Linked DNA regions of Homo sapiens: region 2 is linked to region 1. Evidence: chromatin loops called from intact Hi-C (ENCODE). Cell type or tissue: PC-9. All regions are shown on one strand. Each heading gives the region's core, and the rest is flanking DNA. Links, peaks and the distances in the headings are about the cores only.

Region 1 (15,593 bases), core at 4,029-12,028:
AAGTATTACCTGAAATAAATCAAAAGATATATCCACAGAAATAATCATTTAAGAATATTCAGAGCAGCACCGGGCACGGTAGCTCACGCTTGTAATCCTAGCACTTTGGGAGGCCGAGGCGGGCAAATCACGAGGTCAGGAGTTCATGACCAGCCTGGCCAACATGGTGAAACCCCATCTCTACTAAAAATACAAAAAATTAGCTGGGCGTAGTGGTGGGCACCTTTAATCCCAGCTACTTGGGAGGCGGAGGCAGGAGAATTGCTTGAACCTGGGAAGTGGAGGTTGCAGTGAGCCAAGATCGGCACCACTGCACTCCAGCTCAGTGACAGAGTGAGACTCTGTATAAAAAAAAAAAAAGAATATTCAGAGCAGCATTACTCATAATAGCTCCAAACTGGAAACAGCCCAGACGTCCATTCATAGTAGAAAGGAAGGATAATCAAGTTGCATATTCATACAACAAAACACTACTCAGCAATAAAAAGGAATGAACTACAGATACACAGTATGATAGAGAATCTCAAAAGCATTGCGGGGATCAAAAGAAGCTGGATATAAAAGAATACAAGCAGTATGATTCATTTATATGAAGTCTACAAATGGGCAAAATTAATCTATAGTGAGAGATGTCAGAAGTCAGAAAGAAGTCACCTTTGGCAAAGGGATAATTGAGTGGGAAGGGGCACAAAGAAACTTTTTGGGATGATGGGAATAGTCTATATCTTGTTTTGAATCATGGTTACGTTTGTGAATACAGCGGACAAAATGCATGGAGCTGAACACCTAAGATCTGTACATGGCATTGTATGTAAATCATGTCTCAAGGTTTTTAAAAATTGAAAAGTGAAGGATTTTTCTAAACCCAGATGATGCAACAGAAAAAAAAAATGAGGAAATCAAAAAATAGGGAAAATGGGGGGAAGTGGATGATGCCGGGGAAAGCCAAATTAATTAAGGATAAGGATACATATGAATGTATGTAGAAATACCCAGCCATTTACCTAAGATTTTCTCGAGTGCTTACTAAGGGCCTGATACTGTGCTAATCACTTTAATATACATTATCTCATTTAGTCTTCTTTTTCTTTGACCCTCCAGTACACAGAATTGGATTAATCATATTCCTTGGTTCATGACATATTCTCATCATTGGTCCATTTGTAGCTAGTTTGCTAGTTTTATTTAGTTGACTACTTATTTTTATTCATTATATGTGTTCACGAGCCTGCCGCTCCATCACAAACTAGCACCTTGACTATAACCAGTTATCTCCCTATTTGATCCTCTCTCCCTCCCATTCTCCCTTATTCCCTCTCATTCAAAGCAGTCATCACCCTGGACCTTGTGTTTATCATTCTTTTTCTTTTTTGCACATGATTCTACTGCTGCTGTATGAACTCATAAACATATAGACTTCAATGTTATTTAGCTTTACCTTTATGAAAAAATGTGCTATACATAATCTTTGGAGATTTATTTTTTCCTTTAATATTATATTGCTAAGATTCATTTATGTTATTGTGTGTTTGTGTATCATTTAATCTTTACTACAACCTTGTAAAATTGGTATTACTATCCACATTTATGGAAGATAAAGTTGAGGCTCAGAGAAGTTGATTAATATGCCTAAGGACACACAGCTAGGAAGGGGCAGAGGCAAGATTCAAAGCTGAATCTCTTAACCAATATACTACACTGCCTTCTCAATTCTATTGCCAATTATCTATAGCCATATCTCTATCTATACCTATTTGTATCCATATCCATTGCTGTACATATTTATATATAAGCATAAATGTCTCCAGGTAGTGGAATACAAAATAATCAGCCAAGTTCATCTAATAATTTATGGGTTGTTATACCCCGATAGAGAAATACAAACACAAGCCCATAACTTCAAGGGTCAAGTCCTCTAAAATTTAGAATATACGAGCAGGTAATGTCTAAGGAAAAGCATCTGAAGTCAGAGTATTGTGTGTGTGTGTGTGTGTGTGTGTGTGTGTGTGTGTGTGTGTGTGTGTATGTGTGTGTACGCACGTGCATGTGCAGTTTCTGGAAAGTGTCTAAGAACAACATCCTTATTTTATTTAATCTCATATGCCAAAAGGGCAAATACATGGGCATTGTTTAACTGAGTCCTTGCTCTGCACCTTATAACTGTATACCAGAGGCCGTGGAAACTGGATCGCCCTCTCAGGATGCCATTATAGCCAAGCAGAATCTCATTAAAAATCAATTCCTCGGGTCCATAAAGCCAGTTTATTTTATCTTCCTGGAGTGCCTGCTGCTAGCAGTTACACAGTTTCATTGTGTGGCAGTCTTGTCTGTTAAGAACATTGCACAAAACGGCTATTTAAAGATTTTCCATTTTTATGTTAAACTTTATAATTTTACAGTAGTTTAAGTTTACAGGGTTTGCTTTTCAAGCTTAGGGTATCTTGTTACATGGGTTGGAAGTAGCATTGCCAGTCCTAAGGTTCCACTAATTAAATATTTGCCTTTATAAACTAGATGTTGTCCAATGTGAGTGTGCAGATTTAATTGGGCAGCAGAGCTCCAGATCTAAGAAAGCCTGATTTGGCCACTTTCAGCAATTTCTCATTCACTGCTGCTTTTTGATTGTTGAATTGTGCCTAGGGCCTTCACTAGTAGTAACACAAAAATCAGCTAGGGAATTTGCTCTTTGTAGTAATCCTAATTCAACTCTCTCTAAATATCTTACAAATCAATATTAGCCAAATTTTATAAATGGGGAGTTGAAAGCACATAGAGATTTAGTGACCTGTACAGGTCACCCTGAATGAGCAACACAGGCAGAAGAAATTGGAGAGGCTACTCTGGCCCCATCTGGAATCTTTTAACTCTTTTGACCCCCTTCAGTGGGCTTCAGGGCTCGCTGATTTCAAAGATCAGTGACCTTTTTGGGATAGTGCTTGGCAGTGAAACAGAGAGGCTTGAATTCCTTAGATTTTGGCTACTGTGGTCCATGACGCAGTTTGAGTTTGTTTTTTAGAAGAGTCCGTGCTGTTAGTGAGGAGAGTAAGGAGGGATGGGGAATGGTGTGTTGGGCTGGGATTGAAGTAGGAAGATGTTTAAGATCACTAGAGCCACCCAGTGTTCCTTCCCTACCACGTGTTGAGGACTAGCATAAGCATGTCATTACAATTTTTTTTAAAGGTTAGAAGTTGACATTGGAAGGAACCAAATCCAAAACAATCCTCAACATAACCTTTTTCAAATTCTCAGTGGAAAATAACAGGGTTATCCTCTGTTATGAACCCTTGCAATTTTGACAATTGCATTTCTCCTCAAGAAACCATCCCAGGCGGGTGCGGTGGCTCATGTCTGTAATCCCAGCACTTTGGGAAGCCAAGGTGGGTGGATTGCTGGAACCCAGGAGTTCAAGACCAGCTTGGGCAACATACTGAAACCCTGTCTCTACAAAAAATACAAAAATTAGCAGGGCATGGAGGTGAGCAGCTGTAGTCCCAGTTACTTGGGAGGCTGTGGTGGGAGGATAGCTTGAGCCTGGGATGCGGAAGCTGCAGTGAGCCAAGATCGTGCCGTTGCACTCCAGCCTGCGTGACAGAGCATAACCTTGTCTCAAAAAACAAAAACAAAAACCCTCACTTTACAGAGGAGACACAGAACATTAAATAACTTTTCCAGGTCACATACTTAGGTATTGGCAGAAAATGGACCATCACCCAGGATCACCACCTCCCAAGCCAGTGCTTCTCTCTGTCACCCCTCTGCCACTAAGAGCACCTTTCATAAGCCCTACACCAAATCATCTTTGAATTTAGAGTCATTTTAGTCTGGGCTTGAAAACATAAAACTGCAATATTGCTACATTAGTGTACAGTGCTAATGTTTGCTTAGGGTGAGACTGGGCTAGGAGAATAAGATCTAGGGAGAGCTCCAAATAAGAGCCCCCAGCTGGGTGCAGTGGCTCATACCTGCAATCCCAGCACTCTGGAAGGATGAGGTAGGAGGATCACTAGAGGTGAGGAGTTCGAGACCAGTCTGGCCAACATAGCAAAACCCCATCTCTACTAAAAATAAAAAAATTAGCCAAGCGTGGTGGCATGCGCCTGTAATCCTAGCTACTCGGGAGGCTAAGGCAGGAGAATCACTTGAACCTGGGAGGCAGAAGTTGCAGTGAGCTGAGATCACCCCCAAGAATGTGAAAAGGGATTCTTTAAGAGGGAGAAAGAGTTTTAAAGACTACTGAAGCTTTTAGAAAAATCATAGGTCCTTGGCTGGACATGGTGGCTCATGCCTGTAATCTCAGCACTTTGGGAGGCTGAGGTGGGTGGATCACTTGAGGTCAGGGGTTCGACACTAGCCTGGCAGGCATGGTGAAACCCCGACTCTACTAAAAATACAAAAATTAGCTGGGTGTGATGGCATGCACCTGTAATTCCAGCTACTCGGGAGGCTGAGGTAGGAGAATCACTTGAACCTGGGAGGCAGAGGTTGCAGTGAGCTGAGATTGTGCCACTGAACTCCAGCCTGGGCAACAGAGCGAGACTCCATCTCCAAAAATAAATAAATAAATAAATACATAAATAAAAATTATAGGTCCAGAAAGTATGTAGTGATAAATAGCCCCTGAAGCTGCATAATAAGACCATTTTTAAAAGCAAGGAACTTCTGGGAGTGCATAAAAAGTAAAATGCATTGCAGGGAAACATAGGAAAATCATTCATGAGCCTCCGAATCAGTGGCTTGACTCAGCACTGAAACATGGATCTTGAGCAAAGACAGATGGAAACTTGTTTTACGAAGGACCAGGAGAGGAATTGTCTCACGAGAATATGTAACTAGAAATGGCTTTATATGCCTGGTTCATCTATATGCTGCTAATGCACTTATTTGTGTATATTTTATGCTAATAGAGGCCCTAAAACTGATATAAGAATCTGTGTATGCTAAAAAAAATTCTGATTCCCCGAGCTTTGCTGAAACGGCGCCTAGGGAGGGAGATGAGGTGATGGGGATGGGTGATGGGAAACAAGAAACACAGTTTTTGAAGGAAAAGCAAAAACTTCATTCCTTGGGTGGGATGGTAGAGGGTGGGGTTGAAGGGAGTCTTCAACCACGCCAAGTCTAAATAGACTGGGAGGCTTTTATTTGGAACTCTCCTTTGGCAACGTTTTATCACAGCATGTTTTCCATTCTTGGCGGAGAAAAGGACCTGGAGGCTATAGAACTGGCTCAGTCTTCACTCTGACAATACGTTCACAATAATGGAAGACATCTTTTCCCTATAACTTTGAAAAACATGAAAGCAGATATTGGCTCTGAGTATGTCTGATAGTCTAACTTTATTTCCTGTCAACAGAAATAACTATGATTTATATGTGGTCATCAACTTCGCATACTCACATACAATTCAGATTGAGAGAGTACAGCGAGATGTAATGCTCGGAGCCTTGATGTATGCCTATCTAGCAAAGCTTCCCGGTTCAAGGAGACCTCAGGGACTGAGAAAGACTCTTTAATATTCTCACTCTTCTGACACTCTAGCCCCAAGTGCATCCTTCCAGTGAGGTATATTACATGGGCTTCAGACGAACTACATGTAGGCTTTGATCTCTGAGCCCCTCAGCTACCCTTCTTGTGATCCTGAAGGTTGGTTGGACTGAATCCAATAATTATAGTGAGATGCTGAAGGCTGAGGAGCTGATTCATGTTGGCATCCGGCACACTGTTTTATTCTTTTAGTATTCGTTTACATCAGAGGAGTGAGAGCATTTTAAAAATTCCATTTTCTTCTCAGAATGGATTGATAGTGCAGGCAGTGGAAATTGAGTGAATACACCTTTTCAGTTAATGCCATCTTATGTCATCTGGTTTTGAATTCAAAAGCATTTTTTCCACTGTCTTGTTGTTATGCTGTATAATTTATTGAATTTAAGATGTCGAGAATCATAAGATGCACCATTACGTTATGTACCACTAAGAAAAAAAATGCTGCCAATTAAAATATCACCTAACAATTTTTTACATTTTTTGCACTTTATCCTTATTAAAAGGGTGCTTTTATATTTGTTTAGATAGATTTTTCTTACGTATCATGCTTCTGCTGATATGAAAAGAAAAATATATTTAAAATAAACTAAGCTTTATTTTTGCTAAGATTTTCCTAAAATTCCTTCATGTTCAGAGTCCAACTCTTCGGAATCCCTTAAAGACAGAATCTTCAATGTCTATGTTATTGTACACAATGCAGTGTTTTGCCCCAAATATGACAGTACTGCACAATGACAGCTACATCCTGACCATTACCTGGCTGACAGTGAGTCTGTCTAAGTGCCAGCAATTGTAACATGCCATGGATTGTGAGAAGCCAAGACTTTGATATACATCCTGATTTTAGAAATGTTAAAATGTGGGGGGAAGTGCAGCTTAGAATGGAAGAAATATTTGTTTTGGTATTGAAGAATGGTACCAGCTTCACTTACACACAATTTTAAAATAGTTTACAAAAATTTATATTTCTGGCCGGGTGCGATGGCTCACACCTGTAATCCCAGCACTTTGGGGGGCTGAGGCAGGTGGATCACCTGAGATCAGGAGTTCGAGACCAGCCTGGCCAACTTGGTAAAACCCCGGCTCTACTAAAAACACAAAAGAATTAGGTGGGCATGGTGGTCCATGCCTGTAGTCCCAGCTACTTGGGAGACTGAGGCAGAAGAATCACTTGAACCCGGGAGGCGGAGGTTACAGAGAGCCGAGATCGTACCATTGCACTCCAACCTGGGTGACAGGGCAAGACGCTGCCCCCTGCCAAAAAATATATATATATTTCTTAGGTTCAATATCAACCTCAAAAAGTAGGCAAAGTTTAAATCATTCCCACCTAAAGCTTTTTGCTTTGATTGAATGACTGTTCCAGTACAAGCAATTCAAAGCAATTCATAGAATGCTAACTGGGCATACTTAATTTTGCTTCTGGAAAGACTCTGGAGGCTTTCTGCTCCAGAAAGAAGTGACTATTGTAAGTGTATCAGTCAGTCCATTAAGCTGTGAGTCAGTTTCATACAGTTCCTGGGAAAGGCATCTGCCAATATTTATTGGTCTTCCACTTAAAAAGAAAAATATAGTTTCAAATATAAAAAGACATATTCTTCCTATTTGGCAAAGACATTTGGTGAAAAGAAAAAAAGTGGCAGTCTTTTCCATTTTTTGTGCCTATGCTTATGACAAAGTAAATGACGTGTACTTTTCCAAAGTTAGAGCCAAAAATTTTTTCTTTATGACATAGTTGTAAAACTAACATATTTGTGAAAAAGTTTTTTTAGAGAAAAAAGAAATTTGTAGTAACCACTAGAATCATATTGCAGAAAATATTATTTGAATAAAAATTAATGATAAATTTTTTGATCACTTAATCATAATGTATAGAAAGTCACAAAATTGTCATAAAATTTATAAACATCCAAACTTTATTTACTCCCAGGAATTTTAATTAATTAATTAATTTTTATTTAAGTTTTAAGTTCAGGGGTACACGTGCAGGTTTGTTACATAGGTAAACTCACGTTATGGGGTTTGTTGTACAGATTATTTCATCACCCAATTATTAAGCCTAGTATCCATTGGCTATTTTTCCTGATCCTCTCCCTCCTCCCAACCTCCACCCTCTCATGGGCCCCAGGGTGCGTTGTTCCCCTCTATGCGTCCATGTGTTCTCATCCTTTAGCTTTCACTTATAAGTGAGAACATGCGGTATTTGGTTTTCTGAGGAGCTTTAATTTCTATAGCTACTATTTACATGCACATACACAATCCCCTAAGAGCAGATTTTTTTTGCTGTCGTTTGCATTAGACCCAAAGGTAATTAAATGCTGGTGATTCTGTCTATGTCCAGCGGAGGGCAGCAGTGCACATCTTTAGAACGGGATTCTCATTACAGATTGGACCGACAATCAACCTGAGAAATTGTACGCTGCGTTCCGTGTCGCTGCAGTCAGGCTCCGGCCACAGGTCCCGTCAGGGGCAGCGAGGCCACGGCGAGGTGACTTCAGGGGGCCAGGTGGCAGAGTTGAATCCTTTTCTCAGTTCTGTAGAACGACCTTCCCCAGTCCCCGGGTGTACAGCGCAGGAAAAATGCAAGACTCTATGACATGCAAAGGGGCTGGCACTGAGCCCACTGCTTGGCTGCTGAGTTTACCTTTGGTAGTAAATTTGAGGAAATGTGGCTAAAATGCTACTTATTCCCTTCCCAAGATTTCTGTCTTAGGGTTAATTTCTACTTAGATTGCATGGCCTCCCGCTTTCTGCTCTGATGAAAGACACTGAGGTTGGGCATGGTGGCTCACACCTGTAATCCCAGCACTTAGGGAGGCCAAGGCAGGAGGATCACTTGAGGCCAGGGGTTCGAGACCAGCTTGGCCAACATAATGAGACCCCTGTCTCCACAAACATTTTTTAAAAAGAAAAAAGACAATGAGGAGATGTCATGGCTTTGGTGCTATGAGTCTGTAATACAAAAGCCATCTCTCCACGCTAGCAGTGGCCAGGATTTTTCCTCCCTCATACAGTGTCTATACTCACCAAAATTCCAAGGGGACTTACCTGCAGGGGCTCCTGTGTTCTTTTGAACTTTCCACTAAAATGGAGTGCACTGGGCAGTAGTCCACCTAATGTCATTTTTGTTTTTCAACTTAAAGAAAACACATTTAAAAATTATCCAAATTTCTTAATGAGGTCGCAAATGCTTAGGAATGAATTATTCTAACCTTGTGCATTACTTGAGTCTATAGAAGCACTGGATGCAACACAGAAAAAAGTAGACTCTAAAGGTATCATGATGCAATGGCTCACACCTGTAATCCCAGCACGTAGTGAGACTGAGGAGGGAGGACTGCATAAACCCAGGAGTTGGAGGCCAGTGAGGCCCACATAGCAAGACCCTGTCTCTACAAAAAAATTTAAAAATTAGCTGGGTGTGATGGCATGTGCCTGTAGTTCATGCTAGTCAGGAGGCTGAGGTGGGAGGATCACTTGGGCCCAGGAGGTCAAGGCTGCCGTGAGCTGTGATTGCATCACCGCACTGCAGCCTGGGTGGCAGAGCAAGTCCCTGTCTCAAAAAACAAAAGCACAAACAAGTAAAGGTGTCATGAAAGTTTAAGTCTTAGACTCCCTGGCAACCTTTTCATCAGCGCAGAGTAAATTCTCCAGACTGTTATTATCAGTGCTGAAGAGTGTATACAATGTGTGCACAACTTAAGGAATAATAGCAAGATGGACACTAGTGTACCCACCTCCCACAGTATTACTAGTACTTTGATACACTGTTTGCCCTCCCTGCCGCCATTCACCCCCTCTCTCCCAGGGATAACCACTCTCCTAAATTGTTATCTTTTCTGTGTTTTTCATTATAGTATGAATTTCTCTCTATTCTGTTCCATTGGTCTACTTGCCTACCCTACACTAAAATCACCCTGTCCAAGTCACTGAAGCTTTCCAGTGAAGTCTTCAGTTCTGGTAGGTCAAGTGAAATCCCCCTCCACCTTCTCACGCCTTCAACTCCAGTTCTTTTTCAGGGCTGTCTTGACTATTCTTGTTCCTTCACAGATTTAGTCTTAACATTCATGATTAATCATTATTTGCATAAAAACTAAAAGAAAATTAGAGGATGAGAAGTTGACTCCTTTAGCGAGCCTCTCAGTCGGCCAACCTGGTTTGAATTCTGGCTCTCTATACTGCCTGTGCTGCCTTAGACTAGTTATTTAACCTCTCTGAACCTGGCTTCCTCATCTGTGAAATGCAGTTAATATTAGCACCTACTTCATAGGATTGTTGTGAGGAGTACAATGTGATAGGCAAAGCACTCAGAACATTGCCTGGAAAGTGCTCAACAAATGGCAGCTATTTGTTTTGTCACTGCTGACTTTGAATAGCCAGGGAGCTTCTGAAGTCACACTGCCCTCAGCTGGAAACCTGGCTGTCCCCAACCAGCTGCATAACACTGGACCACTTTCTTTCTCTCTTCAAACCTCTGTTTCTGAATTTGCATAATGGGGATAATATTAGGGTTGTTTAAAGATGACATGGGGCCGGGCGCGGTGGCTCACGCCTGTAATCCCAGCACTTTGGGAGGCCGAGGCGGGCGGATCACGAGGTCAGGAGATCGAGACCATCCTGGTTAACACGGTGAAACCCCGTCTCTACTAAAAAAAATACAAAATATTAGCCGGGCGTGGTGGCGGGCGCCTGTAGTCCCAGCTACTCGGGAGGCTGAGGCAGGAGAATGGCGTGAACCCGGGGGGCGGAGCTTGCAGTGAGCTGAGATTGCGCCACTGCACTCTGGCCTGGGCAAAACAGCGAGACTCGGTCTCCAAAAAAAAAAGATGACATGAGAAAAACCAAGGGAAATCACTTAGTGTGATGTCTGGTAAGTTGTATGTGCTCAACAGGATTTTAAGTAGATTTCTTTTTCTTTTCTTTTTTCTTTCTTTTTTTTTTTTTTTTTTTTTTTTTTTGAGACAGAGTCTTGGTTTGTTAACCAGGCTAGCATGCAGTGGCACGGTCTAGGCTCACTGCCATCTCCACCTCTCAGGTTCAAGCGATTCTCCTGCCTCAGCCTCCTGAGTAGCTGGGACTACAGGCACACGCCACCACGGCCGGCTAGGTTTTGTATTTTTAGTAGAGACGGGGTTTCACCATGTCGGCCAGGCTGGTCTCTATATCTCCTGACCTCAGGTGATCCACCTGCCTCGGCCTCCCAAAGTGCTGGGATTACAGGCGTGAGCCACCACGCCTGGCCCATAGATTTAATTTTTGAAGTGAATTGCATCTTAAGGCTAAAAATGGTCTGTACCCTTGCTTCTGAGTATCTACAAAAACACTTGCCTGGGAGTCATTGGAAAAGAATGCTGGCAGTAACAAAAAGTTTATAAAATCACCTCTTGTGATCTTGCAACTTTTCTTTGCTTTCAACTATCAGAGGTGCAGGGAGGAGAAAGTGTTCCTTACTCAGGGCGGGACTCTCTTTCCTGGGTCCCTCCTCTGGTTCCACAGCCTGCTTTACTGGCTGAGGGCAGACAATGCAAAGCCATGTCTTAACTTGATTTCCAGAATCAGAGGAAAGTTTAACATAACAAAATTTTATAGCTCCTGCCCAGTAACATATATTACTTTAAAAAAATAAAAATACCTTTCCCTTATCATGCATTATTCTTTTACATGTACATTTTTCCTGATGTATTGAAGTAATATTCCACGGTTTCCTATGAGTTGGAGGTTTTATGGCCCTTCTGTGGCAGATCAGACTAAACATAATTCATTCATAGCTACTTAGTGCTCAGGGAAATAAACCCCTGAACTTAAATAACTATGGTGTGACCTCTGTAAAATATTATTTATGGCTTTAAAACTACTATTATGTAGATATCAAGATGTGCCAAATGTTATAAACCAAACACCAGCCAGCAAATGGGACAACTACTACTCCATTTATTTTTTTCTTTCCTTCCTGGATACTTCTCTGCAAATACTACTTCTGTTTAAATGGATTCTGGGGTAATTACCAGGCAGGGGAAAGCAATGTTTATTTACATTTTATTATAGAATATTACAGTAAGTAAAAAATTCTCTTTCATAAAGAAGCACCACAAAAATGTGAACATTCATTAACATACTGGAGTTTAATAGGAAATACATTGATTACTTTTGAGCATAAAGTAACTACCCTCACTATCAATGAACTAATGTAACCCATCTGCTATTCATTTTTGCAAATTAGTTTATGGAGGAAAACCTGATTGTACGTTTAAGTTATCCAGATGGGATACGCTGAGCATTTCCATGCTGTTAAGAATATACGTGCATTCTCAGCTGTCTTTAAGATCTTCAGTGTTTAGAGTGCCATCTCTGCATCTTACATTATTAGATGCATCTCTGCATCCAATAATTTCCTGAATTATTTCCTATGCATTCAACTATCTTGTAGGAAACAAAATGTTCACTGGTAAGAAAGTAATGGAGTCATTGGTTTCCTAGTTGTCATTCAGCTAATGTTTGAGGACCCATCATGTGCTGGTTATGGTACTTGGCACTGGCAATAAAGATGAATGAGAAAAAAATTCTCACCTCTTGTAGGACTAGCAGCCTGAATATGGAGATAGATAAATGAATAATCAGCTTCTAGGCACATAGCAAATGCTCCGAGAAAGAAATGGAATAAGTACTAAGAGAGGATGAGGGTTAAGGATAGGGCATGGGAGAGGCAAAGAAGACTTGCAAAGAACTTCACAGAGGTGAAAACACAGAGTAAAGTCTTAAGGAAGAATGAATGAGTAAATTCTGGTGGTCAGGTGGAGGAGCAAGACCAGCATGAGCAAAGACACGGAGGTTAGGGCCTCTTTAAATCATTCAATATGGCTGGAATTTGGTGGGGTGTTGGAGGAAAAGTGGATGAAGATTTAGAACGAGGCCAACCATGAAGGTGTGTATGTCCTGCTGAGTTTACTTTCTCCTGTAGGCTGTGGGTAGACAGGAGTGATTTTGCATTGAGGGGTAACATGATAAGACTTGTGTTTTATGTAGCTCATTGTGGCTGTGATGTGGAGAATAAACTGGAGCCCAATTAGGAGGCTTCTCCAACTTTCAGATGAGAAGTAGCAAAGCCCTGGGCCAGGGCAGTGATAAAGAGAGAATTGACTGAAAGTGCATTTGGGATATAGAAGCAACAGGATCTGATAACTAGGTTGATTCTAAGAGGAAACAGAAAGGGAGAAATCAGGGAGGCAATTCAGGGCTCCTTGAGGGGATAGAGGAGTCATTTTCAGCATCTGATGCTATTCTTGGAAGGATGGGTTTGGAGAAGTGGCCAATGAAGTTAGTATGGCCCATACAGAAGTTACAGTACCTATAGGGAGGGCATTTAGACGTGTTCAAGAGGTTTTTGGAAATGTGAGTTTGGAGAGAAGTTAGGGTTGGAGACACAGATTATGCCACTTATATATATGATGTTCAGTAATGTTTTTAAAGATACATGAAAGTGAATATATGAGCTAATTGGCTCATCTAAGTAAAACTTAAGACCACAATTCAGTTGTTGGCAAACTACATTGAAATAACAGATAAGTCTTCATCCTTCAAGACCTGTAGGAAAAAATGAAAAGAATAGAAGCTGTTTTACATGCTGTCACTTAGCATGAATAGGAAATGTTTCCTTTCCCATTTTGGATTCTTTAACAAAAATTGGAAATGTCTTTTACTTATTAAAATCATAACAAGTATTAATCAAGCCTTCCTTTGAAAATACTCATGGTCCATTCCAATGATTGTCATTGCCTCATCCAGAAGTTATGCTTTCTTTTCTTTTAGAACATCACCTACTTTTATAGAGTTCTGTACAAAACTGAGCAAAATATAAAGGAATATATTTCTACCTCATTGGTCTTGATGACTTTCTAACACCTCATGCATTTTGATGGATAAGATTAATGCGACCATATAGTGTCAAGCACCTTGGACTTTCAGAACAAAGCCCTTTTAGAAGAACAAAGTATCATTATTAATGACACATCATTTACAGCTTTCATCGGTAATGTAAGGCTTCAGCCACTATAATGGGAACTTAGTTAAGAGCTCAATGTAGAGGGCAAGGCTATTAGCTAAGGTTCTTGACAGTAATACCTTTTGCTCCTAAGGAAAAAGACAAATCGCACTTAAATTGATCAAAAAGACAAGCCAAGGGGTTCAGAAAGAGGTGAGCCACCATTCGCTTACTAAATTTCTCAAAGCCCTTGTCATCAATGAGTCCTGGTGGTGAGCCATGCCCTCATCATGGGTTTCCTTTGCTGCCAATCCCCTGCCTTCTAGGTATCCTGCTCCTCCAGAAAAATGCCTCATGCTTCAGACCTCATCTTTCCCTTTATTCTCCTCTCCTGTCTCCCTACAACCCCCAAAGTTTCTTGGGTTTCATTGCCACAGGATTTTTCTCTGTCCTACATGAACTCGGACAGCAAAGTACATTAAATAAAGGAATGCTGGTTTGCTCCGGTAACCTAATTGACATGAGTACCGCTAATGACGGCAATCTTAATGCAAGGTGGCAAAGCAGTGGGGACGCATTTTTTCCTGAATATGCGTTGTCAGTGTATTCAGTGTATTGTTGTATTACTAACAATCAAGTAAATAATGGAGGATGCCTGTGTACATAGCATCAACACTATTAGAAAAATTGGCAAATTCCTGACGAACTGCTGCTCTTATGTAAGAATCTCTTTGGGACCTTAATGTACTTCAGGTTCATGAAGACCTTCTTAACGACTCTTTTGCAACTACTCTGTTTTGGTTGGAGGAGACTTAAGAGACATTTTCCTGGGGAAAAAAAAATTAAAGTTAATTTTTTTAAAAAGAATGCCATCTAAAATCAGCCAGCTCTGTTTTAGGTAGAGAGAAAAAATCTGGAACACAAAGAAATGTCCAATAAAAATAACAGAAGAGGGACTTTTTTTTTTTTTCTTTTTGTTTTTAAGACAGAGTCTCACTCTGTCACCCAGGCTGAAGTGCAGTGGCATGATCTCGGCTTACTGCAACCTCTGCCTCCCAGGTTCAAGCAATTCTCCTGCCTCACCCTCCTGAGTAGCTGTCACTACAGGCGCCCACCACCACACCTGGCTGATTTTTGTATTTTTATTAGAGGCGGGGTTTCACCATGTTGGCCAGGCTGGTCTCGAACTCCTGACCTCAAATGATCCATCCACCTCGGCCTCCCAAAGTGCTGGGATTACAGGCATGAGCCACCGCACCTGGCCGGGAATTTACTTTTTGATTACGTGTATGCCCTTGGACTTCTTATATCCAAGGAACTAGTTGATGACCTTGCAGCTCTACCAGCAACTTAGAGAGTTACTCAAGATTGTTGAGATCTCCTATGACAGGAAGACGGCAACAGACTTAAAGTAAGGTAGAAAGGGTTTTGATTATATATTATGAAGTGATATTTGCTCTAAAGGAAATTCCAGACTATTAGTCTGTCTCTGAATCTTAATAATTACATAGGCCGGGTTTGGTGGCTCACACCTGTAATCCCAGCACTTTGGGAGGCCAAGGCGGGCAGATCATTTGAGGTCAGAAGGTCAAGACCAGCCTGACCAACTTGGTGAAACCCCATCTCTACTAAAAGTATATAAAAATTAGCTGGGCGTGGTGGTGTGCACCTGTAATCTCAGCTACTTGGGAGGCTGAGACACGAGAATCTCTTGAACCCAGGAAGCGGAGGTTGCAGTGAGCCGAGGTTGCAGTGAGCCAAGTTCACATCACAGCACTCCGGCCTGGGCAACACAGTGAGACTCTGTCTCAAAAAAAATAATAATAACAATAATTTTATAGTGAGCAAATTGGTTAGTTGATTTGATTGTGGAGATACCTGGAAAATCTTTGTCATATTATTGTTTTAATTTTTTTTAACCATCTGAGAAAATACAGTGACATATTATTGTTTTAGGAGCTCTCACCAACTACTTTACTTTCTCTTTTATGCTTTTATTTTACAAAGTTAGGTCAAAGCTCATTTCCAGTCCAATTGTTGAGGTTCACTCTTTTCTATCTCACTTCCTGAAGAT
Region 2 (15,593 bases), core at 4,358-12,357, 860 kb after region 1:
AATATACCATGCTGCATTTCATCCCATTTCTTTCCTCCCTTTATAAAAATAAATAATTGACAATTCTTATTCAGAAACCTATTTGAAAATTTATTCTGGTCTAGTGGTACAGATTTATGAATACCGTGAGACTTTAAGATTATTGATCTCTATAGTCACTTGTTTAAATATCTGTAGTTTAATAATTTTAAGGATTAAAGATTAGCATTTGAACTGTCAAAAATGTTGGTTTTGTTGGCCCTTAGCACCATCCATCCTTCTTCATTTATCATACTGACTGTATTTTATGGTGAGAAACAACCCAAAGAGACCAATAATATTTACCGTCATCTGCCATGAGATGTGTACAGAGTTCCATTCATGCTATCAATCTGAGGAAAGTTTGAGCAAAGCAGCCACAATTATTGGTTCATGTAGGTGAATTAGTTGTGTGATTAGTAATTTATACCACAGCCTGTCTCTTATGTCATGTGCATAAAAGTTGAAGATCATTCAGTGCCCTTTAATTTACGTGAATCAGTCTGCCCTTTCGTTGAGACTGCTGCCACAATCCAAAAGGGCAATGAAAGAGGTTCTTAAATTTTAATTTTGATTCTATCATAAATGTGTAATATGCAGACTATATCCTGTGCAACTTTGATAAACGGATCTGTTTGAAAAGTCATTCATCAGAAAATTTTATGGTATTTAGCTTCAAAAAATAAAAATAAATCAAATGGTATCATTATAATATCCACATTTAATCCTGGAGACATTGGTGGGTCCAAAGTTAGAGTGTGGAAGAAAATTCCACCAATTTTTATTTAAGGATCTAGTCACCCTCATCAATTTGAACACCAGCTGCACTTGTATATGTAATGGGTTATAAAGAAGGCATGCACTTAGGAGTATAAGATTTGGCTAAAGCTGAGATCAAGCAGGTTACTAAACCAAATTCTAATTTCAGTCTTTTTTACTCATATACTCTATTTGGAAGTTTTTAGGCATGTGTGAAAATTCTATGTTCAATTTTATGTCATGTAAACTTCATGGAATTTAGAAGACGCCTTGATGCAGACAGAGATGTTGAAAACTTTTATCAAGAGGTTGAGGCCCTTACCTCCATACCTGGGCTCTCTACTGATGACTCATGTCAGCTGGCATCCCAACAATAACTCTAAAGCCAAGGAATAATCAGTTCAGATTGCTCTATTTGTCAAAGCAATATGCCTCAGAAACCTAGAAAAAGCTAAACTGCTAACTCTGAAGCAGAGGTAGGAGTACATTGACCAAAACCATTCAGCACTAAAACGAAGGAAGGATACCTTTGAGTTTTGGGAGAGGCCAATCCTTGTCGATTCTTTTTTCCTTTTTCTTTTTAAGTTGTTTATCTAAATAGTGTTAATACATTAATGTTTACTCTTTGTAATCTAACACCATTTTTTATATTTTCTTTTTTCCTAATTAAATTTATACAAATGGGCTAATTAACAGAGCCATCCAATTCACTGCAATAATTCTCAGCTGGGGGGAAGGGGTGGCGGAAGGATATTACTGAAAAGCACTAAGAGCTAACCAATGTTGTCCTCAATATTGTAATATAGCCTTATGTTTAGAAAACAAAAGAACGACAGAAAGTGAAGTGCAGCAAAAAGGCTTCTTGGTAGAAACACAAGAAACACAAGATCTGAACATCAGTGGTGCTTAGAAGGACAGGAGGTACACGTTTGAGGCTGGGAAGTCTACTCTGCGTGTGTATTTCAGAGTACATATTGTTTTCAAAGTGCTTAGGAAAAGGGAGCATGAGTAAGGAACATGAAGAAAAGTTGGGAATATTGTAAAGAGAGACAAGACTCAAGAGCCTAGAACCTCAATTCTGCCTCCATGTGCTGCTCATTTTACTGCTTTATGGCTCATTTTCTCTCTATCTAATGTGGGATATAAGACTACAAGCTTAAGTAGATTGCTTGAGCATGAATGTAACACAATTTAATGAAGCAACTGTAGCTCTGTAAGAAAAACTTTTATGTTCACGGGTACCTGTGCAGGACTGTTACACGGGTGAATTGTATGCCACTGGGTTTGGTCTACAGATTATTTCACCACCCCCATAATAAGTGTAGTACCTGAGAGGTAGTTTTTGTATCCTCACCCTCCTCCCTCAAATAGGCCCCTGTGTCTGTTCTTTGCGTTCATGTGTACTCAGTGTAGCTCCCACTTATAGATGAGAAGATGCAGTATTTGGTTTTCTGTTCATGTGTTAGTTCTCTTAGGATAATGGCTTCCAGCTCCGTCTATGTTGATGCAAAGGACATGATTTCATTCTTTTTTTATGGCTGTGTAGTATGGCTGTGTGCTATTCCATGGAAGCACCTATATAGCTCTTTAGCGAAAAGGTACCCTGTGAATGAAAATTATTTCACCACTAGAGCAACTCCAGGTGAAACACAAATCAGATACCATATGAGTGAGGGCAGAGAGTCACCCAACTCCACGCGAATCCTCATGTGTTTTAAAGTGAGTAAAATTAATGATTAATTCAATCTTATGTTTTTTTACAACCCTTTTGGGATAGCAGAAGCAACGTTGGCGTGGATAGATGTTTTTGTTAATATACTCAAGCATGGAGTGGTGGTGGTAGTGATATCAAAGTGGAAGACAATGTGAGTGATATAGATCAGGTACTTTTAGAAAGGCTGCTATTATCCATAGGTTAGGGATTAAAACTCTTTTCTTTGAGTACCAGTCCTGGGTATCGAGGGAAGTTGTAGTATCTCTCTAGCATATCTCTAGGTATGGATTTCTTGGAACCCATATACTGCAATGTGCTTCCAAAAAAGCAATTTTCTTTCTAATTCATTTCTACTTTCCAAGGTAAAAGATGGGGTAAAAGGAAGCATCATTCCTCAGAATCAGGAATGCACTTCTAGGGGGTGGAAAATCAAAAAGTTTACCCAAGAAGCCTCCTGCACTTCGCCTCTAAATTTCTGTCATTAGCAGGGCCAGATCACGGCAGCAACTGGCTTTAGTGCAGCATCTAAGGAAACCTAATGGTGTTCTGTTTGGTTCAGAGACCATTACCATTGGAGCAGGATAGGCTTGTGGAACTGGTGGGGTTTTCTTTACTATTCCATGCCTGTGCTTGGGGTTATCCCAAGGGACATGGATGCAATCTAGTACCAGACAATGCTGCTGGTATCTTGAGAAACTCTTCTAAGTCATTGGCTCTCAGTATTCCTGGAAGTTCCTAAGAAAGTCTGCTCGAGCTGGAACTTGTTAGTAATTCTAAATTGCCAGTAAAGTCAATATTGTGCTTGGGGTGGATAAATCTGAAGAAACAGATTGCTCCATTGATTTGGAGATAAAACCTGACACTGAGTTCTGCTACCATAAAGGATATTATCCAGAAAGGTGATAGGCAAGGGGGTTATGAGAGAGAAGAAAGATGGCTGATGGAAAATTGTTAAACATCAACAGAGCCAAAGGTCTCCAGAAGGCACAGCATCATAGCCTTGAACTTTGCACCCATCTACCTTCTTGAATACACTCATGAATGCTTCATGCAGCCCATGCTTAGCACTAAAGAGAGGACCAATGTCCTAGGTATAATATAATGCTGCTGAGCAGGATATGTACTTATGATTTCAAAATGAAGTCACTGCAATAATAATACGTAACATTTACTGAGCAGGAAATATGAGCACATGTGACAGGCACTGAGTAACTGCTTTTTAAACATCATCTCTTCTAATTCCAGTAAAACTCAATGAGTTTGGTATTGTCCCCCCGTTTAACAGATAAAGAAAAGTTAGGCTCTTTGAGTTTAAATATCTTGGCCAAAGTCAGTAAGCAAATAAACTGTAGAGCTGGTATTTGAACTAGTGCCGTTGGACAGAACTAGAAGGTTATGCTGAAGTATTTCAAGCCATGCAGTGAGACTGCAGAATGTGGTTAGCAGGGACAGATGGGGTAACTCTTTCTAATCAACTGTGGTCATGGCCCTTAAGGAAATATCTCCAGTAGCTTTGTCACCAGCAAATCATTATTTAGCTAGATAGGGACAATTGCACTTTTAAAGGCTCATGCCAGGCTAACATGTTACAAAGAAAAATCAGTAAGACATTGTGAAGCTGAGGTGCCTGATTTATCTATAACACAAGTCAGTTGTTGATCTGAGATGGAACCCACCTTCTTTCTTGTCATTGATCAGCCTCCACCCCTTCTGTCTGTGGGTAGGATGCACACATCTAATAGGATGGTTTCAACTCTGTTTTTGGAATGTTTTGATTTAAATGTTGTGGGGGGAAAAATGAAAGCCAAACTAAAATTAGGATATATTGAACTGATCACTTCTTCACCATGTCTCCAGCTTTGAGTCTTGACAAAGAATGGATTGCTTTGACAGGAGTTGTTCTTTTTACTGTGGTCTGTTATCTCAAAGTGTTTGTAAATTAATTTGCTGATGATGTTTCCTTAATGTACTGTCTCCAGACCATGTACCAAATGAAATCACTTACACCGTAATAGGATTTCAGTTTTCTGGAGGCAGAAGCAGAGCAATGAGGAAGAGCATTTGAGCAATCATTTGTAATTACATTTTAAACATTTATTTAAAGAATTATATAAAAATTATATTGCTAGAACTCTAATGACAGGGATGGTCACTCTGTTCTGTAACTTTTAATTTGTTGGTTATTTATGTTTTATACTACCAAATACACTGAGCTTGGCACAGATATTTTATGGGCCCAGAGGATATAGCATTAGAAACAGCTTGAATATTCAAGCCATCATTAGCCATTTCACTTTCAGAGACAAATTTAGGCTCAGCCTAATTCAGTTTTGTAATTTACATACTGTTCTCAGAGCTCAGAACACTCAGAATGTGAAGACATAAAGTCATTTCATTTTTTTTCTTGTCTATTTCGTCATCTTTATTTGAATAATAGGCTGGGTTAAGTTTGGCCTTTTAGTTGCAGGAGAACTATAACCGATTTACACATGTTTACTGAATCATAACAACCAAACTTCTTTGGATAGTCAGATCAACTTTAATTAATTATCCAGATGATTACCTGTATGTTTCAAAAATAGTTTACACCTCCTTCACCCAAAATGCATGACCAGTGGCAATACACCAGAAATATTTGGAGTTGTTATAGAATCTGTACTACGTTTTTTCAACTTGATCATTTGCAATATCTTCTTGCAGTTTTTTTTAACTGTCTAATTACAATCTAGTATCTTTGGGAGGCAGGGTGGTGGAGTCTTTGAGTCAGAGCTAGGAGGCCAGGCTGGGCTCTGCTTCTATGTGGTAGATTTGTGACTAATGGCACAAATAAGGTCTACAATTTGATTGAGTGTTTACTATATGCTAGGCACAGTGCCAGTCACTTTCCATGAATTATTTCAATGATCTTATGAGCCAGTGTTATTTCTATCCTTACTTTACAAATGAGATTTCTAGAGAGTTTATGTAATTTGCTCAAAGTCACTCAAATAAGAAGCAGCAGAGCTGGAATTCAGACCACTTCCATCTGACTTCAAAACCCAAACTCATAGCCACGTGCCAGAATGTAAATTATTGAACTCGTCTGGGCTGTAGTTTTCTCATCTGGACACTGAGGAGGCTGAATCAGGTGATGGATACATAGTTATCAGCTCCGAATGTTTTGAGTTCTAATCCAGCCAAGCAAACAGATGTAGGAACTTATGTTTGCTATATATTTTAACCTAAAAGTGGCTAGAACCATCCTCCAAAATTGATACTGAAAACATTTTAAATAGCTAAACAGCTTTCAGGGAGATAATTGTCAAACTGATACCAGCTGTGAAGGCTTTTCAGCATTTTAACAACCCATGTGGGTATTTTTTAAGAGCAATAAACTAAATGGCTAAGTGTGTTGCCCACGGAGGAGCTGAGACTCAAATCTAGAACTCCTGGGAATTTTCTCTGTATTTTCAGGATCTGATACATTCAGTATATTAGGCTAATTGGTTGATGATAGCCAGACAGTCTTTATGAACCTTGGAATCATTTGATATGATTTTTTTGGTCTTGATCTGTCAAATAAAAATATCTTTCCTGGAGGTACACTTGGGATCCAGAACTATAAGTTTATTTGTCATTTGGTTCTCTAATCTGCCACCTGCCTTCCCTTGTATTACTCATTAAAAGATTCTTAATTGGTCATAAATGCTGTAGATATTGCATTACATTGGAAGATAAAATGAGCAGACATTTTAAAAAGATACATATAAGAAAGTCATGTTTGCTCATGATGAAGTTACTCATCTCATTTTCTAGCCTTTTCTCACTGTCACCTACACTATAGTAATTCATTAGAGCTTGTTAAAAAAATTAGAGACCTGCCCAGCTATCATGCTAATAATAGCCATTGATGCTTCTCAATGTGAACCCAGGAAAAGTGACTTCATTCTTCACTATTTAGTTAAAATGCAGTCTGGCTTTGTTCATGAGGCTAAAGCATCTAAGCCAGTGTAGGGAAGCAATAGCAACAACAACAACAATCAATCAAACCAATTGCCTGGCATTCTATTGATATGGCAATCAGCTGATTGACTGAATGTTCTGCTCTTAACTTGTTGCCATAGTGCTACTACTACACCTGCTGAATGCTGCAACCTAGAGGCTCTCAAAATGCAATCCCCAGACTGGCAGCATCAGCATCACCTGGAAATTTGTTAGAAATGCAAATTCACTGCTGCTAGCCCAGATCTACTGGATTAGAAACTCTGGGGGTGGGACCCAGCAATTTGATTTAACATACCCTCCAGATAATTCTGATGCTCACTAACATTTGAAAACTACCATTACATCAATTAGTGAAACAGTTTAAAAAAAAAGTACAAGTAATTGTCACACGGGATAACCCAAAGCTTCACCTAATTATTTGATTAAATCCTTAAAAAATATACCAAAGAAAATGCAGTTTACTAAAAAACAGCCCCTGAGAAACCTGGTTTCAGTGATGCTTTCTTTGTTCTCTCTACAATCAGCTTTGTTCTTCTTTCCTAAACTTTTGAAATCATTGAAAACTCTATATAAGCTGAGTTTGCTTACTGAATTCAGGGACTGTGTAGGTATAGTAGTAGCAACTATTGTCTTTGCTTCAGTTCACTTGTGAATTATCATGACATATTCATTTCTTTTAAGATCAGATACACCACTGTTTTAAAATTCTTCATTCCCTTAACAAAACATAACAACTATAACTTAAGGCTTTCTTGGGTTAATAATCCACAGTGATGTCAGTGGAAAACTGGAATGCTTGGGAATGATTTTGTAGCTTTTCTTACTGACTGAGGAAAATCATTTAGCTACAAAAAGTTGCGGGAAGCTTTTGTAGCTTAGATGCACTGAGTTGGAGGACAAACTAGAAAAAGCAAATTCTTGAACACATTTAAAATATTTAAGCTTAGAAAAATTTAAGATTTTAGAGGAAAACCATCAAATGTCTTGCTGTAGATTTATTTAACTAACACATACATTATTCATTCTTTTGTGAACTAAATGGTTTCAACACATAGAAATATTTGAGGATGTGTATTAAGGGTAAAATAAATTATGTTTAAATATGAAGTTTCTTTCTGGCCTGGTCCCCCGAGGTTGAATGAGAATTGAACTGGACTCAATTTGTTTTCTAAATTCATTCAGTGCTTTCTCTAGAAGCTGCTTGTCTTTAGCTTTCAAAGTAGATCTTGCCTCCTTTTTGTGATATGAGTGCCACCTAGAGTACACTCTGAGAACTCCCTTAAGCACTATCGTTAAACTAAACGATAACTGAAAATTGGCTTTTGGAACTCCGTCCTTCCTTAAGCAAGTAAGAACCTCAGTAGCAATCGTATTTTAAAGGAGAAAACAAAGGTCTTCACTTTCAGTATTATGACAAGGTCAAGTTTGCAAGTCAGAACGTTACCTAAATCTTTCATTTACTTAGAACACCATTAAACCATGTGTTAGGACGATGGCTACACCATAATCATATCATAGAGTGTTTTGTCTACAGATACACCATTATTTCTTTAAAGTGTAATTGGGCTGCCAACTATTTTATGCCAGTTTGATTAACCTAGTGACACTAAATGATCTCTCTGTATTAGGCAGTTTAACTAAAAGAATGATGAAAAATTTCTTTTCTCCTCCCATTACATTCCATTTCAAATTTGGGTGTGTTTTGACATTAAATGGCATGAAATAAAATAGTATATTGGTATTTGACTTCTGAGGGGCTGCATAAGGAAATAAACATGAGTATCCTATCTAGAACATCTGTTTTGGGTCTGAATGGTGGTATTTTCCTGCCTGCAGGCTTTTCAATCCAGGGCAGTTGTCACTGCTTCACCACGTTGAAGGGAGAATACCAATTTCCAGGATCACCAGTTTATTTTTATAGATAAAAGTTATATTATAAGATACTATTTGCCACAATAAAATCTAACCTTTCCCCAATTATTTTATTTGTTTAGCTTATCCAACAAAAGTATTAACATATACATTAACAACGTCGAAAGTAGCCTACTTTAAGAGAAAATATGCAGAAGAAGAAGATTTACATCAAGATTACCATGGGTATTTTCCAAAAGTAAGGGTTTACTTATTATTATTTGTTCATTTTCATGAATGTTGTCAACATAAAAAGCTGTAGTTTTTGTTTTTCTAAATATAGATTTAATGATCATGTTTGCTTTCCAGCACCTGATATTACCTGAGGACAGAACTTGCATTCTCAAACTTTCTCTGGAGAAGCTCAGGTTTCTTGAAGACCCAGAAACCTACTTAAGAAGGTCTGTGTTAATTAACAATTTGCTGAGGAAGATACATCTAGAGACGGAGAAAGAGAGCTATGAATACTTTAAAGAAGCTCCCTGTTATAAGACTGCATATTCTGATACAAGAAAACGGCTGAAGTTTATGGTACAGGAATGCTGTTCTCAGTCTCTCTATTATGAAGAGCTGCATTCGTATCATATTGTGCCTTATGCTTCGGAGAATGCCATTTATGAAATGGGCTACACTAGCAGCCACTTGGAGCAAAATTCTCAGTTGCTTATTTATAAAATGAATTAAAGTAACTGTTAAGTCCATTGATACTTTGTTTCTAAATGCTTGAACTGTTTATAGTGAAGATGTTAATATAAGGCACTCATTACCAGTGCACTTGATATCAAAGATGAGATGCATGCTGAACTGATTGGAGAGAGCAATGGTTATTACTCAGCAGTCCTTAGAATCATCAAATTGAATAGAAAATATGTTCACATATGATAAAGCGGTCAATTAGTGCTTTAGAAGCAAAGATTTTTTTTAAACATAAGATGTGTAGGAAGGGGCCTACGTTAAACAATTACACAGATGAAAAATTTTCTTTTATGCCTTGATTTCCAAATTCTGCCACTCTTACTGGAAAGTAATGAAAGTAACAGATTAAATTGATAATGCCATGTCCCTGAGGATGAAGGGTGGAACACATTTAATTTTCTGTAAATGATATGAGGAAGGGCTGGTTCTTTCTGAAGTGCTTTGACTTGTCAAGCATTGTGCCAAATAATTGACACCATTCTCCTTTTACCATTAGTAGCAATTCGAGATGGGGCAAAGACACTGCAACTAAACTGCTGAATGTAACAACCAGATTACTCCAAACTGATCCATTGTACTATTTTGCGGGGAGGGCTTAGACTTTTCTCTTTAAAAGTGAATTTTAACGAAATAGCCTTGCAGATGGGCTTATCTATAAGTTCTACAGGTTGGTTAAAATTTGTGGTGGGCCTTTAGTTAGCCGTTTACATTTTATTTGTTTTTTTTTATAGGCTGTGAAGCTCAGGAAAAGGGTAGGCAGGTAAAATTTGTTTTTAATGAGTTGATACTTTTTAGAAACCTTATCTGCAAAAATTAATGAGAACAACAAATTCCACATGATGTTATTTCTTCATCTAGCTAAGAGTACATTTAAGGCTGCCTGGATGAAACTTTGCACTGATTTTTGTATAATAGTTGATCATTCACTATTTGACAAATTGTTTCAGAATGCCTTTGGTGGTGAAGTTTAGATAAGTCCCTATGTTTTGCAATTTTACAGATAATTATTTAACAAGTTGGATAGATTCATGAAATTGTTTGAAGTGGTTCATACTGTTCTTTCAGGTTTGAGTGAGATGTCAGATTTCAGTGTCTGAAGTTTTGTCCTATGGAGCATATCATTTAAAGAATTGTCATTAACTGATAAAACAGATTGGAAAAACTAGGTGCCAAAGGTGTATTTAAGAAAATACCAAAGACTCAAAGATGAGTGTTAGGAAGACTATGATAATGAAGATAAGAATCTAAAGTAAGGATTGCATAGGACATAGAAGAACATTGTTAAAGGGGTTTGGAATGATTTGCTTACTAATGTACTTTCAGAACACTTTATACATAATAATGGTAATCAAGGGCACTGCTTTAAATGAAGATACTACAGACCTTTAGGAATCATATGCCTTGGAAAACAATCTATGTATGGTGACTTGTCAACAAAGTATCTTCCCTAGTTGGATGCCAACTTGTAACCAAGAAGACTTTCTTCTATTCAAGAGAAATTTGGTTTTAGTTTTGATTTAATACTTGGTCCCTCTAATTAATCACTGGGGTGATTAACATGAATTCTGTTGGTATAAAGAGTATTGGTTCCCTAATTAGCCTGCATTGTTGAAGACCACATAGATGTATTACTGATAAGACTATGAGGCTCATGTTTAATTACTCAATCAAAATTAGGAAGAAATGCTTTGGAAGAAACTAAAAAATTACAATTTAGGTTAATTTTTAAAGGCAATTTAGTATACATGATGAGCTAGCTTTGAAATACAGATTTAAATGTTTAAAAATTAATTTGAGGGCAAGATTTGGTACCAAAGTTTCAAAAATTTTATTTCACTGCTTATAAAATACTTTATCAGAACACTTATTTTAAAAAATAACATCTTATTTGAAAAACTCCAAATTTGATGGGATAGTTACACCATCATACAATTTTAAAGGTAGAATTAGCTTTCTAATACTTTAAAATATTTTCTGAAATGAACATTTCACTTGGTTTAGGACCGTGTCTGTAAGTAAAAGACACCAATGCTAATAGATATGACTTACAAAAATGCCACATATCGAAATTGATTGAGGATTGAAATATATATACTTTGGCATTGAGAAGAGAGGAAGAGAAAAAAATAAAAAAAGTGTGACATTGTAATATTTATTGTATTTAATAAATCTTGAAGAAAGAACTCTTGAGCAATGAACCAGTGACAGATATAAAAGCCTGTTTTATTTGATGACATCATTAACTGAGTTTTCTCATCTATACATTCATACATCGAGAAGGAACTGTCTTAAAAACCAGTGTTTCTTTTTTTTTTTAAGTTCTAGCGTACATGTGCAGAATGTGCAGGTTTGTTATATAGGTATACACGTGCCATGGTGGTTTGCTGCACCCATCAACCTGTCATCTACATTAGGTATTTCTCCTAATGCTATCCCTCCCCAGTGATATTTGTTAATATGCTTTTTTAAAAAAGTGTCTGCCTTGAAACTGGTAATTAAAAAATATCTCCTAGGGCATTTAATTATTTTTCCCAATAAACAACTCATAGATAACGGGTTGACTAATGTTATCTTTATTTAGAAAATTTGTATGTAAACTGTGTAAACTTGTCTGAGTTAACCAATAGACTACCGGGGTTTTAGCATGGTAAACTGATATACAGGGAGACCCAAATACAGGCTTGCTTTGCTGACTACCCAGCGTGCTTTATTACAGGAGATGCAAAAGGTGGAAGACCAGTTACACCTTTTTTTTTTTTTTTTTAAAACCTGGACATCCTTTCTCTGGTGACAAGAGCCATCCTTATGGTAAGGAAGGTGAGATAGAAAATGGAGAACCTTTGGTAATGTTGATCTTTCTTGTGGGTGTCCACCTAGCCTAAAAGCCAAGTGAAGAAGAACATAAAAAAGCAGAAGAGGAAAAATGAAGAAAAGAGGAAAAAGAGGGTGGGGCCAGAGAAATAAAGAGTAGGATTAGTAAGTGAAAGAAAAAGTTGCTTTGTTGTGTGGGGGGGGTGTTCTTGCTTGCTATACTCAATTTTGCTTTCCCGTGTCTGCTGTACACAAAACACCTGATCTCTGCAATGTATTGCTCCTTTCTTTCATTCACCTGTGATGCATAAGACTAGATTATTTTCGGCATATCTACTGTTTGCAAAGTGTTACTACTGAAAAATATCCCTGAAACTGAGCTCTTTGGGTGGATAAGCAAAGGAAAAATAGAAAATAATTAAGGTAAGGGAAAGGCTAAAGGATAAGCCTGTGTATAAATGGGAAATGGATAAGCTCAAATGCATTATCTGGTTTCAATGTAACACCCAAGATTTAACAAACTCAGTGCTAGAAGACTTGAAAATAAGTGTAATTTACCACCATCTATTGAGCAGCTATTATGAGCCAGGCACTGTGCTAGGGCTGGGGATACATAAGTGAATAATGCACAGTCCCAGAACTCAGATTATTTGGTTTTGTTTTACCAAATCCAAATGCAGTACCTGCATTTCTCTTTTCCAAACTGAGATGGCTATCAAACATGTCTTTCAGAAAGTGTTTGCAGGTGAGAAGATGCGCAAGGTGAAGGAAAGTTTTCCTGACCCAGATCTTAGAAGGAAAGGAGAGGATACATTTTGCTTTGTGGCATATTTATTGTGGGCAAAAAGCTACTATTGCCTAAGGGAAGTACGGCTGACCTTAGCCCATCCCTGGGGCATATCTTGTGCGTGTGGTGGGGAGACAAATCAGGTAGGGAACAATTCCTTCTCGCCTTACCTCTCTAGCTTCCATGTTCTTTTATGGAACAAATCAGATTAATACTAATGTTAAGGAGAGCTTTAAAGGAGAAAGAGAATCAATAAATCACAGCCTGAAAGTTGTGTATGTTGTGTGCAAGCTCAGAGGGGCAGTCTTCTTCAATTTGCCTTGTGCTGGTGAATTGCTTGAATGAACTTCGGTATTTCTTAACACCAGGTACTGGAGCCCACCTTCTTTCTCTCCCTCTGGTTTCCTCTTTAAATCACAGCCTGACCCCAGTCTTTATAGTCCATTGTAAGTGGAAGTTATAGCTCTATTCTTCACCCACACCTTGCTCCCTATCATTGATACTTAGAAGAAAGTAACAATTTGCAGTACTGGCTGAACTCCTTTGGGAAAGTTTCTGGAGTGTATCAAATAAGAATTCATCATAGTAACATGGTCGTTACTGGCTGAACAAAATTCTTTTTGAGACTATTGTACTTAGTCATTAAATAATTGTTTACTAAGGCAATTTTCATGTTTCTGGAATTCAGTGTAATAGTTAACAGCTGTATATGTCTCACAAAAGAAACTACTTAGGTTGGAAACAATGGAAGGTTGTGTATAATTAATTCAATCAGGTCATGAATATTTATGTAACATATGGCATTTTAATTTATATGTTCCCATTCTCATACTTCATTACTATACAGCAGCAACAAGATAAATTTCAGGTTTTTTGTTTTTTTATTAAGTGGGCCATGTCTAAAAGTTGTCACATTCCTGGTTGAATATTATGGACAAAATTTCCCCATTAAAGTAGTTTTGTCTTTCTCAAGGATTATCCTTTAGGGTTGGGTGGATTAAAAACATTACATTAGTGCTTCTTGAGCATACAAGTCACTAGGGATCTTGTGAAAATACAGATTCCTTTTAGTAGGTTTGGGATGAGGAATGAAGGTCTTCATCTCTCAAATCTCCCAGGTGATGTGGATGCTGCCAGTCCATCGACCACACTTTGAGTTGGGAGATTCTACATCTTTTGAGAAATATCCACACTGAAGCCTATACTCTTAAACTTTCAAAGACTCTGTGTTCATGTCTGTGTTCTGCAAGAATTTTTTCTTTTAAGAAATAAACTGCATAAAGTAAAATCAGAAAACCATAACACTGGTTTTCCAAATTTGCCACAAATACTGTAATACTCTGTAGAGTAAAATGCAAAGATTATTCCTGTTACAAGTTTTCTCTGTATCAAGTGCAGGAAAGGAACATGGGTAGAGTCATGTACCATTCTTATCAGTCAGGAGATGACACGTGGTAAATTTCTCTTCTTGATTTTCCTCTTGATTATACTCACATAAGGGAGCTCCATTTGGTAACAAAGATGAAATTCTGTTCACAGTTAACAAGAATTTAGCAACTTCTTGCTTGGCAAAATCTGAGACAACCTTACAAAAACATCCTACATTAAATTCAGAATTTTGGGTAGCTGCATAAGCTGAAGATTATGGAAAACCTGAGCTGAAAATGGCACCTGGATCTGTAACTTCTTGTCTTGAACTCTTTTTTGAGCTTTATTCTGTGAGAGATCTTCCCCTACAGTGATTTTTTCTGTTTCTCCTCAGTCGCTGGGGTCTCAGTAAGGGGTGGAGGATTGGTGTAAATGAGACAGTCACATAAATTGTCTAATTTGAGCATGCCAAGTGATTTTTGTCAGCCTCTTTTGGTCATAAAATTTTGGTATAGCTATTGTGAAATATAGTGTCATAAATTTGTCATAAGCCATTAATGAAGGAAGAGAAGCAGAAATTTATTTCTGTGGGAATGCACTCAAATATCAAGCAGATGGTGTTCTACAACATTTATTTGGGAAAATGTGTATCTGTTACATAATCTGAAATATGTCTTTTTCACATTTAAAAATATTTGGGTCATGATTTAGAGTTTTTATTGGATTGTTTTTTAAACTGAGAGGAAGAAGAAAGGTAATTGTATTTTAAAACATTTGACATGTTACTAATAAAATTTTATTTCTGGTGAAATATAGGTGCCTTTGTTAAGTAGGGGAGGTGGGATCATGAACATCTGGCAGCTGCTGCATGTCCCTTTTTTCCAGAGGCATCGTTTTAAAGTCAAATGCTTATTTTCTTTCAGCAGTTTGTTTTCAGCACAGTTTGCTTAAGGATTTAGAAGATATTCCCAGTCTCCTGGCACAGTTTCTTCACTGAGTGACCCTGAAATGGTTTTAAGATAGTGCAAGTCATTAAAAAGACACAACAGAACTGACTCCATTTAGGCATTATTTAAACATAACAACTATAAATCTCAGGGTGAAAGATAGCTCCTCTACCCAGTGAACAGCAGTGGGTGTGTGCATCATTCTCCATGATTCCTTAGGTGAACTGGGCATTAGATGAACTTGGATTCATTGGGTGAACTGGGCATTAGATGAACTTGGATTCATTAGGTGAACTGGCATGCACCAGAGACATAGCGTCCCTCTTTTTCTAGCAGGAGCTAGTGTTTGTTATCAGCTTTGCAAACTGATGATCGTAGGGGCCCCTACAAAACGCTGACTCATGTGGGGCATCAGTGCCCATGTAGGTGTTTCAAAGCAAATAACCTTTTTCTGTGTATATCCAGCGTTTTAGTCTGTTCTCTCACTGCTAATAAAGACATACCTGAGACTGGGTAATTTATAAAGGAAAGAAGTTTAGTGGACTCACAGTTTCACATGGCTGGGGAGGCTTCACAATCATGGCAGAAGGCAAATGGG

Evidence for each region. Hi-C counts contacts between places; a loop is a spot of excess contacts. Peaks named below come from ENCODE experiments on the same cell type or tissue, not always from the same donor. Only the 100,000 strongest peaks of a DNase experiment are listed, where the experiment ranks them.
Region 2: it touches region 1 in a loop (19-fold over the local background); 12 of 110 quality-filtered maps call a loop at or near these places.

The regions. Positions count from the first base shown.
Region 1 is chr14:61,261,873-61,277,465 of GRCh38, forward strand. It overlaps TMEM30B (transmembrane protein 30B), which reads right to left. Exons shown (of 1, transcript NM_001017970.3): 1 at 15,498-15,593. It also overlaps a transcript of PRKCH not described here. Among named protein-coding and RNA genes, the nearest start is that of TMEM30B, 12 kb to the right of the region's middle. RefSeq lists an enhancer at 8,039-8,538. In PC-9, for the core only: CTCF peaks have their summits at 7,898 (motif pointing right) and 8,098; a DNase peak (open chromatin) is centred at 7,899; H3K4me3 peaks cover 719 bases.
Region 2 is chr14:62,119,328-62,134,920 of GRCh38, forward strand. It overlaps LINC00644 (long intergenic non-protein coding RNA 644), which reads right to left. Exons shown (of 2, transcript NR_104063.1): 2 at 14,822-15,051. It also overlaps the pseudogene SERTAD4BP. Among named protein-coding and RNA genes, the nearest start is that of LINC00644, 13 kb to the right of the region's middle. In PC-9, for the core only: CTCF peaks have their summits at 7,726 (motif pointing left) and 7,925; a DNase peak (open chromatin) is centred at 7,744.